Linked DNA regions of Homo sapiens: region 2 is linked to region 1. Evidence: chromatin contacts called from ENCODE Hi-C or POLR2A ChIA-PET data. All regions are on one chromosome and are shown on one strand. The core of a region is the stretch at or near the end of the contact, and the rest is flanking DNA. Distances in the headings are between cores, read along the strand shown. Region 1 holds the start of TMBIM6 (transmembrane BAX inhibitor motif containing 6). Region 2 holds the start of DNAJC14 (DnaJ heat shock protein family (Hsp40) member C14).

Region 1 (5,494 bases), core at 166-2,665:
ACTAAACCATGTTTCCACAACCAGATAAATAACGGAAGAAGCAAACTATGGATCAAAAGTACAGATTGTATTTCTCAAGGGTTCAACTATTCTGTCCCTACTGGAGGAAAGTGGCGGCAGAGAATCTAAATGTCAACATATTCTTTAGGCCAGAACAAAAATATTAGACACAAAGAATAAGAAAACACCAAAGAGTGTAAATACAATAATTACAGAAAAAAGTGTGTATACGCAGGTCATAAGAAATGTGTTTATGCAATTCCGGTATCTTTCCAGAATTCAATTCTTAAACCACACATACAAAAGATAAACTGTAAATAAATATCAATAAGTAACTAGAAAAGTCCATTTGCCATTTATTTACCTTTGACCTTAAAATCCTTGTCTGTTTCAAGCACAGTCAGCCCTTCTACTGGGTTACACATTCACAAGTTGCTAGAACACAGTCTCAAGTTCATAGTGATTTTTGTTGTGGGGGTGGTCAATGAAAGGCTGATGACCCCAAGCAGCCCGGGCTGGCACCGGGTAGTAATTCTACACTCAGTAAATATACAAAGATACCAAAGCCTACTTGTTACCACAGGTCCAGCAAGTAGGCCCAAGATAAAAACTGCCCAACGACGCCCTTGCTGAGCAGACTTAGAAAGACGCCCACAAAACCTCAAGACCAAGCAAAGCAAAGCCACCTCACCTGCCCAAAGGTAACCAATCCGAAAAGAGCGGGGCCGCCCCGTGGGCCTGGAAGGCAGCCCCAGCCCCAGACTCCTCTCACTTCCCGCCTCTGCCGTTGGCTAAGTAACTGAGGAGCCTCGCGTGTCACAGAGGAGTGTGACATCACCCGCCCGCCAGGCCCTACCTCGAGTCTTGGCTCCGGGCCGCTCACCCAGGGTCAGCCCGACCAAAGGACCCGCCCGCAGCCGAACAGCAATCGGATGGGTGGAGTTTCGCGTTCCTTCACCTCGGAAGGACGTGCTCTGAATTCGAACGATCGAAGCTAGGCCAAGGGGCCCTGCGTCTACACTTAGTAGAGGAGAAGGAGCGGGAGAAAGGAAAAGGCGGGCTGAGAAGGGGCCTTCGCCAGCGCTCTGGGGCAGAATAGAGGCCTCGACACCCCCCAAAACCCCCGCAGACTCGCCTCCGCCCCACCCCCGCTTCAGCACTGTTGCGCACGCGCAGCACTAGTTCCCTAGCTTCCCTCCACACCCTGTTTTCCCGAGTCTGGTCTCCGAGCAGGGCCTCGTTCCTTCAGGGTGCCATCTGTCCGCAGAAGGAAGCTACTGCCACTCTTGCTCAGACAGTAACTGCTAACTCCCTTTCCATTTCTCACTCCCAGTTCGCCCAGTACTAGGTTCAGACGTACCTTCCTAACCCGCCTCTCCAAGGCCTACCAGCGCTTCTAACACCGGATGTGCTCTGACTCGCCCACTTCCGCTCCCGATCTTTTACCCGGCGTTCGCCTCTCGAGGGAAACCCCGCCCTGTGGTCCGCTTAAGACCAGTCCTCATTGGCCGTTGGCCGCACTCCTGCCTTTCCATTGGCTGTACGTGCATAAACAGCGGCTGCTTAGTTCAGAGGCCTGAGCTTGTCGATCAAGACTACTGGCCACCAACCGCCTCGAAGCAAAAGGTCTCCGCTTTCTTACCGTAGTAAGCCAGGGTCACGGTGCGCTGCTGCCTCTAGTGGAGAAAGTGAAAATGGGCCGGCCCCGCCCGGGACAGCCCGACGGCTTGTGAAGGGGTAGCGCTGCAGTCTTGGGATTCTGGCTTTAGTCTTGTCATGCAGTGTTAAAGGGGGAAAGCGATTCAGAGAACACATTAAAAAAAAAAAAAAAGCGCCCTCGCAAGGGGCGATTTACTGTGAAACTAGTGGAGCGTAAGCTTCAGAGCACCTTTGAAAACACTTCGATTTCTCTAGAGTATGCGAGAAGGAAATAGCAGGATTCCAGGAGGAAAACCAGAATTTAGGAAACCACTTTCTGGAAAGATAGAACAGTTCTTTTCAGTAAAGAATACAAATATCCAGGGTATGATTCTCAGTAGGCAAACCCAGGTATGCAATTAATAGAAGTTAATTTTCGGCTGGGCGTGGTGGCTTACGTCTGTAATCCCAGCACTTTGGGAGGCTGAGGTGGGCAGATCACTTGAGGCCAGGAGTTTGAGACCAGCCTGGCTAACATGGTAAAACCCCATCTCTATTAAAAATTTAAAAAATTAGCTGGGCGTGGTGGCGTGTGCCTGTAATCCCAACTACTCGGGAGGCTGAGGCAGGAGAATTGCTTGACCCTGGAGGTGAAGGTTGCAGTGAGCCGAGATGGTGCCACTGCACTCCAGCCTGGGAGACAGAGCGAGACCCCGTCTCAAAAAAACCAAAAAAGTTAATTTTCTATAATACAACCTAATTTTTGCTGTAGTGTAGCAGGACAAGCCGCAGACAAAACCCCTCAGACACCGAGTTAAAGCAGGAAGCGGTTTATTCCGCCAGGAGCATCGGCCAAGACTCCTGTCTCAAGAGCTGAGCTCCCTGAGTGAGCAATTCCTGTCCCTTTTAAGGCCTCACAACTCTAAAGGGATCCGCTTGAGAGGGTAGTGATCGATTGAGCAAGCATGCACCGGTAATTAGATCAGAACAGGACAGGGATTTTCACAGTGCTTTTCTATACAATGTCTGTAATCTATAGATAACATAACCGATTAGGTCAGGGGTCGATCTTTAACTACGAGGCCCAGGGTGTGGTGCCTGGCTGTCTGCTTGTGGATTTCATTTCTGCCTTTTAGTTTTTACTACTTCTTTCTTTGGAGGCAGAAATTGGGCATAAGACAATATGAGGGGTGGTCTCCTCCCTTATTCCCCCACTTTGAGACTCTCACTCATTTTATTAGTGGGAGTTCTCACCTTCATCTTCACTACCTATGTCTTCCTGCATGACAGATCGATAGTGATTTATGTAGTACACTTGTGCTGAAGCATTCTGGTGAACTAGAGTAGTGATGAAACCTTTTACCATTTGAATGAGTACAGATAGTAAATAAGGGATCAGTAAGCAGGCTATTACTACTATAATTTTTATTATAAGAGTTTTAAATCCTCCTAGCACTGGGAACCATTTTTAAACATAGCTTCAGGGTCAAATCCGTGTCACACTTGTACAGGCACATGTGCCAGTTTCGTCATGTCTTTAACTATATCTTCGACTACTTGCCTCTGATCATCTATGTGCAGGCAGCAATTGGTAAGGTTAAATTTTCCACAGACTTCTCCTCGAACTAAGATATTTACTCGACGATCCAGTCCAGCCCTGTCGATTCCTAAGGTCACACGCTCCCCTTTTTTTCCAGCGAGGATCAAGGGGATTGGTTATTACTAGCTCTAAGGGGTTACATTGTCCCTTAGTACAGGAAGAGCCATTTTTTCCTTTCTGAAGGTGGACTGGATCCTTTTCATTTTTTATCCAAGTGGCCTAAATGACACAAGACCAGTATCCACATTCATTTTCACACAGTCCTCATTCATGACAAATGTACTTATTTTCGGTCATATAGCCTTTTTCCCAACTAAAAGAGCCACATCCCCTTCCTAACTTATTGCTATTAATGACAGCACAGGCATCAAACTTCAAGGTGACTTGTTTGGGCACCCCTTTTTCTTTTGTTTTGGCTAACACTTTACTCGTATCATTTATGAGTCCTCCCCACCAGTCCTCAGTCCTTAATCTTATTTTAAAAACTGTGGTCATGGGAGGCTCAGATGGGTCATAACACACATCAGGTTGGTCATTTCCTGGGCTACATACCTTGTATAGAATAGCATTATACAAACAAGTTCTTTTTAGAGTCCCGGTACACCTATAATAACCATAAAATAATAAGACTGTAGCAACTTTTTGTCCTACCTCAGTGACTTGATGTATACACTGGGAACAGTCCTCAGTCTGAGGAAGGTCAGTTGAAGTCCTTACTGTACAAGTCCAAATTTTAAGGAAAATGAGTCCCGTGATGAGTTTTCTCATGCTTCAGCCGTGTGTGGATTAGTCAGCTTCCGGATATGACTGGAGCAGGGCTTGTCGTCTTTTTCAGAGTCACTTTGCAGGGGTTGGCAAAGCTGCTCCTGTCAATGTACAGCTCACAGTCTACTGATGTTCAAGGATGGTCTTGGAGGTTCGGCCCACTAGAATAAACTGAGTCCAATACCTCTACACAGTTATGTTCAACTGGGCTCTCTGATACTGGGAGCAAGGTGGCAAGGTTTAGGGTGTTGTAAACTTCAATGGTTATGCGGGGATTTTCACATAGCAAGCTTTGGTACTTGGTTAATCTAGCATTTGTTAGCCAATGATGTCCTCTGGTATTCATCAAAGTTACCACAGCATGGGGGGCCTTTATATTCAGGTTTTGCCTAAGGGTTAGTTTATCTGCTTCTTGTGCTAACAGGGCCATTGCTGCCAGGGCCCTTAGACATGGGGGCCAGCCTTTGGAAACCCCGTCCAGTTGTTTTGAGAGATAGGCCACTGGCCTTGGCCATGGCCCCACAGTCTGGGTTAAAACTCCAACTGCCATTTTTTCTTTTTCTGATACATAGAGTGTAAAGGGTTTTGTCAGGTCAGGTAGCCCCAGGGCTGGGGCCGACATGAGTTTTAACTCATGAAAAGCTTGTTGCTGTTGGTTATAATATAGTTTATCCAATCTACATTTTTATTAACTGTCACCTACCAAAATATTGACTCAAATCCTGCCGCTATTTGATTCCAAGCTTTAAATTGATCTGGTATTCCCTGTGGGACTCCAATTGTGTCTAAATGGACGTGAGAGTCGGAAGACCAATAAGGGGCTTCTCTCACTTTACGATGTCTTATTTTTTTCTCCCTCTGGTTGATGAAATGCCAGGGTGAAAGGGATAGCCAAATGGACCAAAGCACAAGTGCCACTCCAGTTATTCGGCAGAGTGCTCAGTAAAGGTCCACCACAATACCACCACACATCCACTCGGGGATGAACAAGGGCTGACTGATGGATAAGCTCTTGAAAATTCTTAAGCTCATTGCATCCTTTCAGGTCTCCAAGGAATGCCAGGGAGACATGAAGTGAACTTAGTGTTGAGAGACGGAAGCTGGATAGCCCTTGGGGGCTGACCCGCAGGGTGCCGGACTTCGGGATATAGCAGAGAGAGCTTGGCATGACTTATTACTCCAGGCTGTAGAATCCTGGAAAAGAGCTACCATGCAGACCTATGCCTGGTCAACTGGAGGACCACCTTAGTGGAAGGGGGACAATCTGGGCCTCTGGCCTGCCATGTGCACAAGCATAACAATTGCTTTTGTTTAATGTGCAGATGGAATATTTGATTCATTTTAACCAGGCATTTGCATCTTGGTATCCTGTCTTAACTGCTAAAGTTTGTTTTAAGTCTTTAACTTCTATGATCCTCTAGTAAAATGAATGTATGATTTTAGGAAATTACAAAAACCAGTTAGGGCAGTCCATCCTTGCTCTTTAGTGGT
Region 2 (5,330 bases), core at 818-3,317, 6.1 Mb before region 1:
CAGGAGAGTATGAGTCATGGTGGGGGTCTCTGGACAGCTGCTCCAGGCCCAGGGCAGAAAGAGGGAAAAAACCAGACACCAAGAGTTTGGGAGGAGGAATTAAGTAGAGACAGTCACCCACAGTTTGTCAGGGTTTTAAAGCCTCAGCTTCATGCTGAGATGGAGTTGTTGGAGGAAGAGGCATCCAGCCACAGTCCTAATCCCACAGCCCCTCATGGAATAAGCAGGGACTTTGCCCACAGACATCTCACATCCTGGTAGCCACTCGCACCTCCCCTTAGGATATTGGTGGGACTTTTCCTACCTCACCCTTCCCCCAGCGGTATCAGGGCTGCCAATGGGATTTGAATTCAAATCCTGAAAGGAGAACACCAAGGAGGAGCTGGCATTTCGGGCACTGTGGGAATGAAGTGGCAAAAATGCAGGCACATTACTTTCTTCAGCTGTCCTTTGGATATCAAGGTCCTTACAGGCTGGAGGGTTGACTCTCGGAGCTCCTCTCCTCAATCTGCTTGGAAGTCTGGGGACCCTGGACAAGCGGGGGTTGGGGAGGGGATGTTAACTACTCACCATCCTGCCAGGATTGAGGAGAGGAGGGGGTGGAAGTGCTTCCCTAGACCTCCAGATGCATCCCTGCTCGGAGGTCCTAGACGCCGGGGGTGCGGCTGTCGGTCAAGAGCACCCCCAGGGTCACTCTGTTGCTGCCTAAACTCTTTCAAGTCGCAGCCCAGGCTCTGTGAGCTAAATGCAACTAGCTTGCAGGGTGGAGAAAGGGGACAGGGCGTGTGTGTTGGGGTGTGTGTTTGTGTTTGTGTGTGTGCGCGCGCGCGTGCGCGCGGTGGGGGGAGGAGGGGTGACATCACAAGGCAGGCCCCTCCAATTCTTTCCCGTGTGTGTGGGGGGACCCAGGTTGCCTACTGCTCTAGTCCAGGACCAGAGACCCCCAACTATATAGCAGGTAAGAGTCTTGAGGGTCACCCCAAGAGTTTTGGAGAAGGGTCTCCGAATACTTAGGAGATGACAACCGGAAGCTCTCAAAGCCCCAATAGGGGTCCCAGCGCCCCCCTAGCTTCAGCTTGGTTTCTTCCACTTTCCAGAGAATTGGAGTATTGTCTCCTGGAGAACCGGGTGGTCGGGATCGTGGACCAGGGAAGGGGCTTTTGCTGGTCGGGGAGCGCCAACTGGGGGTTCATGGGTGGAAAAACTTTCGGATCAAGACGGGGTATAAGGCTAGAGGCGTGTGCAGAGGAGGGGACCGACGGAACGGGGACCCAACTGGGTCTACGTGGGGGCGGGGGCGCTTGTGGACGTCCACCAAATAGCTTGGTATGCAGATGAGATGTCAAGCAGCAGGTAGATGAGTTCAGTGTTCTTTGGCTCACGGGCAAAGTTCTGAGCCGAGCCAAGTTACGCTCCCAGTTCCTAGGCACCGCTCGGTGATCGGGCCTGGGGAGCTGCGACCCGAGGGGCGGATCCAGGTATAAGGGGCAGCTCGCCAGCTGGGTCAAGCGCGGGGGAGGCCGTGGGTTGCTGTGAAAGGAGGGGCAGTGCTGCGGGGCGAGGGAGGGGGCCAGCCGGGGCACCCTCTCCTCTGCTCCACCTCCGCACCGCAGGATACAAAGGGGCCTGTGTCCTCGCAGCTGCCGGCACGGAAGGGATCAGGGCAGTGACTCTTCTGAGCTCCCTGGTTTTGTCTGCAAGGGAAAAAGACTATATGTGGCTCGGTGGCTGCCCTCCATCTCCCAGGAATACAAAGCCTAGGAATACACCCAGAGCAATCCTGAGAGTCTGCCCTTAGTCTGCAGGCATTGGTGCAGAGTCCACCTGCCTTGCTTCCTGCGGTGCAACCTGCGGGAATCCCATTCCCACACGCGGAGGGAGGGGCCTTTAAATGGCGGGGCCAGTACTTCCTTAGGACCGCCTCCTTGGAGTCGACGCAGCCCTAGCTGGATTGGCTTGCCTCTCAGCCAACCGCTATTTCTTTTCCTTCCCGTCTCTTCCCTGGTGACCCCGGAAGTGGAAGTAGGCCCAGGTCGCCGGCGGCCGCGGGGACGGAAGGCGGAAGCAGAGCGTGAGCGGGAGGCGGAGCCGGGAGAGCGGCTCTCGTAGCTCACCCTGGCCCCAGGCCGGGCGGCTCGAGGGGGAGGAGTTACCGCCGTTCTTCGGTACGTCCGTCTTTTTTTTTTTTTTCGTTTTTTTTTGTTTTTTTGAGATGGAGTCTCGCTCTGTCACCCAGACTGGAGTACAGTGGCACGATCTCGGTTCACTGCAACCTCCACCTCCCGGGTTCAAGCGATTCTTCTGCCTCAGCCTCCCGAGTAGCTGGGACTACAGGTGCGCGCCACCACGCCTGGCGAATTTCTGTATTTTTAGTAGAGACGGAGTTTCACCATGTTGGCCAGGCTGGTCTCGAACTCCTGACCTCGTGATCCGCCGGCCTCGGCCTCCCAAAGTGCTGGGATTACAGGCGTGAGCCACGGTGCCCGGCCACCTTCGTCCCTTCTACACAGCCGGTGGGTTCCCTGTTAGTCTTTCTTAGGGGCAGCCCTAAGCTCCGCCCCCAGATTTTCCTCCAGGGCCGCATGGCCCCCACCCATTACTGGAAGTCTGTGGCCCCCTTTCCGGCGGTCTTTCCCATTTTCCTAAGAGTGACCCACCCTCCCCCGACCACACCCTTTACGGTACCTCCCTGTTTCCCTGATTGAAGGTTATAGTTTTCTGGGGAAAGAAGAAAAACTTAAGTGATTTGGAGGAGAGGGGAGGGAGCAAGCAGGGTTGTGGTGAGTCTAGTTTTGGCTTATTGCTAGGAATAGCGAATGCCCCAAAAGAACTTGGGAAAACAAGGGAGGTGGATGAATTAAATGTGTCCACTATTTGAGATTGTTTAATTCCTCTCTTGGTCTCATCCTTGACTGTCTCCACCTTGATATCTGTTACAGGCATCAGAACACACCATGATGGCTGTGACCTAAGACCCTCAGGAAGCCCCGGGGTCATGGCCCAGAAGCACCCCGGAGAAAGAGGGTTGTATGGAGCCCACCACAGTGGTGGTGCCTCCCTCAGGACTTTAGGACCCTCCGTGGACCCTGAAATACCTTCATTCTCAGGACTCAGGGACTCAGCAGGGACTGCTCCTAATGGTACCCGCTGCCTCACAGAGCACTCTGGTCCTAAGCACACACAGCACCCAAACCCAGCCCATTGGTTGGACCCAAGCCATGGCCCCCCAGGGGGTCCAGGACCACCTAGAGATGCAGAGGACCCTGATCAGAGTGAGACGTCTTCAGAAGAAGAATCAGGAGTGGACCAGGAACTCTCAAAAGAAAACGAGACTGGGAACCAGAAGGATGGGAACTCTTTTCTTTCCATTCCATCTGCTTGCAACTGCCAGGGAACACCTGGAATTCCAGAAGGGCCTTACTCTGAGGGAGGAAATGGTTCTTCTAGCAACTTTTGCCACCACTGTACCTCTCCAGCTTTGGGGGAAGATGAGTTGGAAGAGGAATATGATGATGAAGAATCTCTCAAGTTCCCCAGTGATTTTTCACGTGTGTCCAGCGGAAAGAAACCCCCATCCCGGAGACAGCGGCACCGCTTTCCAACGAAGGAGGATACTCGGGAGGGTGGACGTAGGGATCCCAGGTCCCCTGGTCGACATCGGCTGGGTCGGAAACGAAGTCAGGCAGATAAGCGCAAAGGCCTGGGATTGTGGGGAGCCGAGGAACTATGTCAACTTGGACAGGCAGGCTTTTGGTGGCTGATTGAACTGCTGGTATTGGTGGGAGAGTACGTAGAAACTTGTGGCCATCTCATCTATGCCTGCAGGCAACTGAAAAGCAGTGATTTGGACCTTTTTCGAGTTTGGATGGGAGTGTGGACAGGGCGGTTAGGGGGCTGGGCCCAGGTCATGTTTCAGTTTCTAAGCCAGGGGTTTTACTGTGGAGTAGGACTGTTTACTCGTTTTCTTAAGCTGCTGGGTGCTTTGCTGCTCCTGGCTCTGGCCCTCTTTTTGGGCTTTCTACAGTTGGGATGGCGGTTTCTGGTGGGACTAGGTGACCGGTTAGGCTGGAGGGATAAGGCTACCTGGCTCTTCTCTTGGCTGGATTCTCCAGCCTTGCAGCGTTGCTTGACTCTGCTGAGAGATAGCAGGCCATGGCAGCGGCTGGTAAGAATAGTTCAGTGGGGCTGGCTGGAGTTGCCTTGGGTCAAGCAGAATATTAATAGGCAGGGGAATGCACCTGTAGCTAGTGGGCGCTACTGCCAGCCTGAAGAGGAAGTGGCTCGACTCTTGACCATGGCTGGGGTTCCTGAGGATGAGCTAAACCCTTTCCATGTACTGGGGGTTGAGGCCACAGCATCAGATGTTGAACTGAAGAAGGCCTATAGACAGCTGGCAGTGATGGTGAGTACCCTTCTGTTTCCTGTTTCTCTCTTTTGTTCCCATATTTTTTTTTTTTTTTTTTGAGATGTAGTCTCGCTCTGTCACCCAGGCTGGAGTGCAGTGGCACAATCTCAGCTCACTACAACCTCCGCCTCCTGGGTTCAAGCGATTCTCCTGCCTCAGCCTCCTGAGTAGCTGGGATTACAGGTGCGCGCCACCATGCCCGGCTAATTTTTTTTGTATTTTTAGTAGAGATGGGGTTTCACCATGTTGGTCATGCTGGTCTCGAACTCCTGACTTCATGATTCACCCACCTCAGCCTCCCAAAGTGCTGTGATTACAGGTGTGAGCCACTGGTCCCAGCCTGTTCCTATATTTTCTATTCCAGTTTTAGGGAGAGTGGAATAAAGGGAAGGCAGAGTAGAAAGTTAACGGGTAGGTGAAGGTTAACGTTCTTCTTTTTTTTTTTTTCTTGAGACGGAGTCACGCTCTATCGCCCAGGCTGGAGTGCAGTGGCGTGATCTTGGCTCACGCAAACTCCGCCTCCCGGGTTCACGCCATTCTCCTGCCTCAGCCTCCCGAGTAGCTGGGACTACAGGCGCCTGCCACTGTGCCTGGCTAATTTTTGTATTTTTAGTAGAAACGGGGTTTCACCGTGTTAGCCAGGATGGTCTCGATCTCCTGACCTCATGATCCGCTCGCCTCAGTCTCCCAAAGTGCTGGGATTACAGGCAGGAGCCACTGTGCCCAGCTGGTTAACATAGTCTTAGGAAAGAGTCATAAAGACTTTTTGGGCCAGGTGCAGTGGCTCACACCTGTGATCCCAGCACTTTGGGAGGCCAGGCTTGGTGGCACATGCCTGTAGTCCCAGCTACTCGGGAGGCTGAGGTGGGAGGATCAGTTGAGCCCAGGAGGTCGAGGCTGCAACAAGCTGCGATCATGAACCTAC

Evidence for each region. A loop is a pair of places that touch in the nucleus more often than their neighbours do. ChIA-PET counts read pairs that join two places held with the same protein, here RNA polymerase II (POLR2A). Pooled maps may share reads with other maps.
Region 2: a pooled map shows a loop between it and region 1 (10-fold over the local background). The contact joins the promoter of DNAJC14 here to the promoter of TMBIM6 in region 1. A Hi-C loop is called at or near these places in 1 of 168 maps with a recorded cell type or tissue (naive thymus-derived CD4-positive, alpha-beta T cell) and 4 of 50 pooled maps. POLR2A ChIA-PET finds 5 or more read pairs at or near these places in 2 of 52 experiments (WTC11 and activated T-cell).

What each region holds. Positions count from the first base shown.
Region 1 is chr12:49,737,478-49,742,971 of GRCh38, reverse strand. TMBIM6 (transmembrane BAX inhibitor motif containing 6) reads right to left here and starts at 1,415. Exons shown (of 10, transcript NM_003217.3): 1 at 1,361-1,415. RefSeq lists enhancers at 1,159-1,478, 1,099-1,790, 1,719-1,848.
Region 2 is chr12:55,826,324-55,831,653 of GRCh38, reverse strand. DNAJC14 (DnaJ heat shock protein family (Hsp40) member C14) reads left to right here and starts at 2,067. Exons shown (of 7, transcript NM_032364.6): 1 at 2,067-2,165; 2 at 2,940-4,402. The coding sequence starts at 2,996. It also overlaps the pseudogene TMEM198B. RefSeq lists enhancers at 600-799, 754-1,491 and a silencer at 2,020-2,129.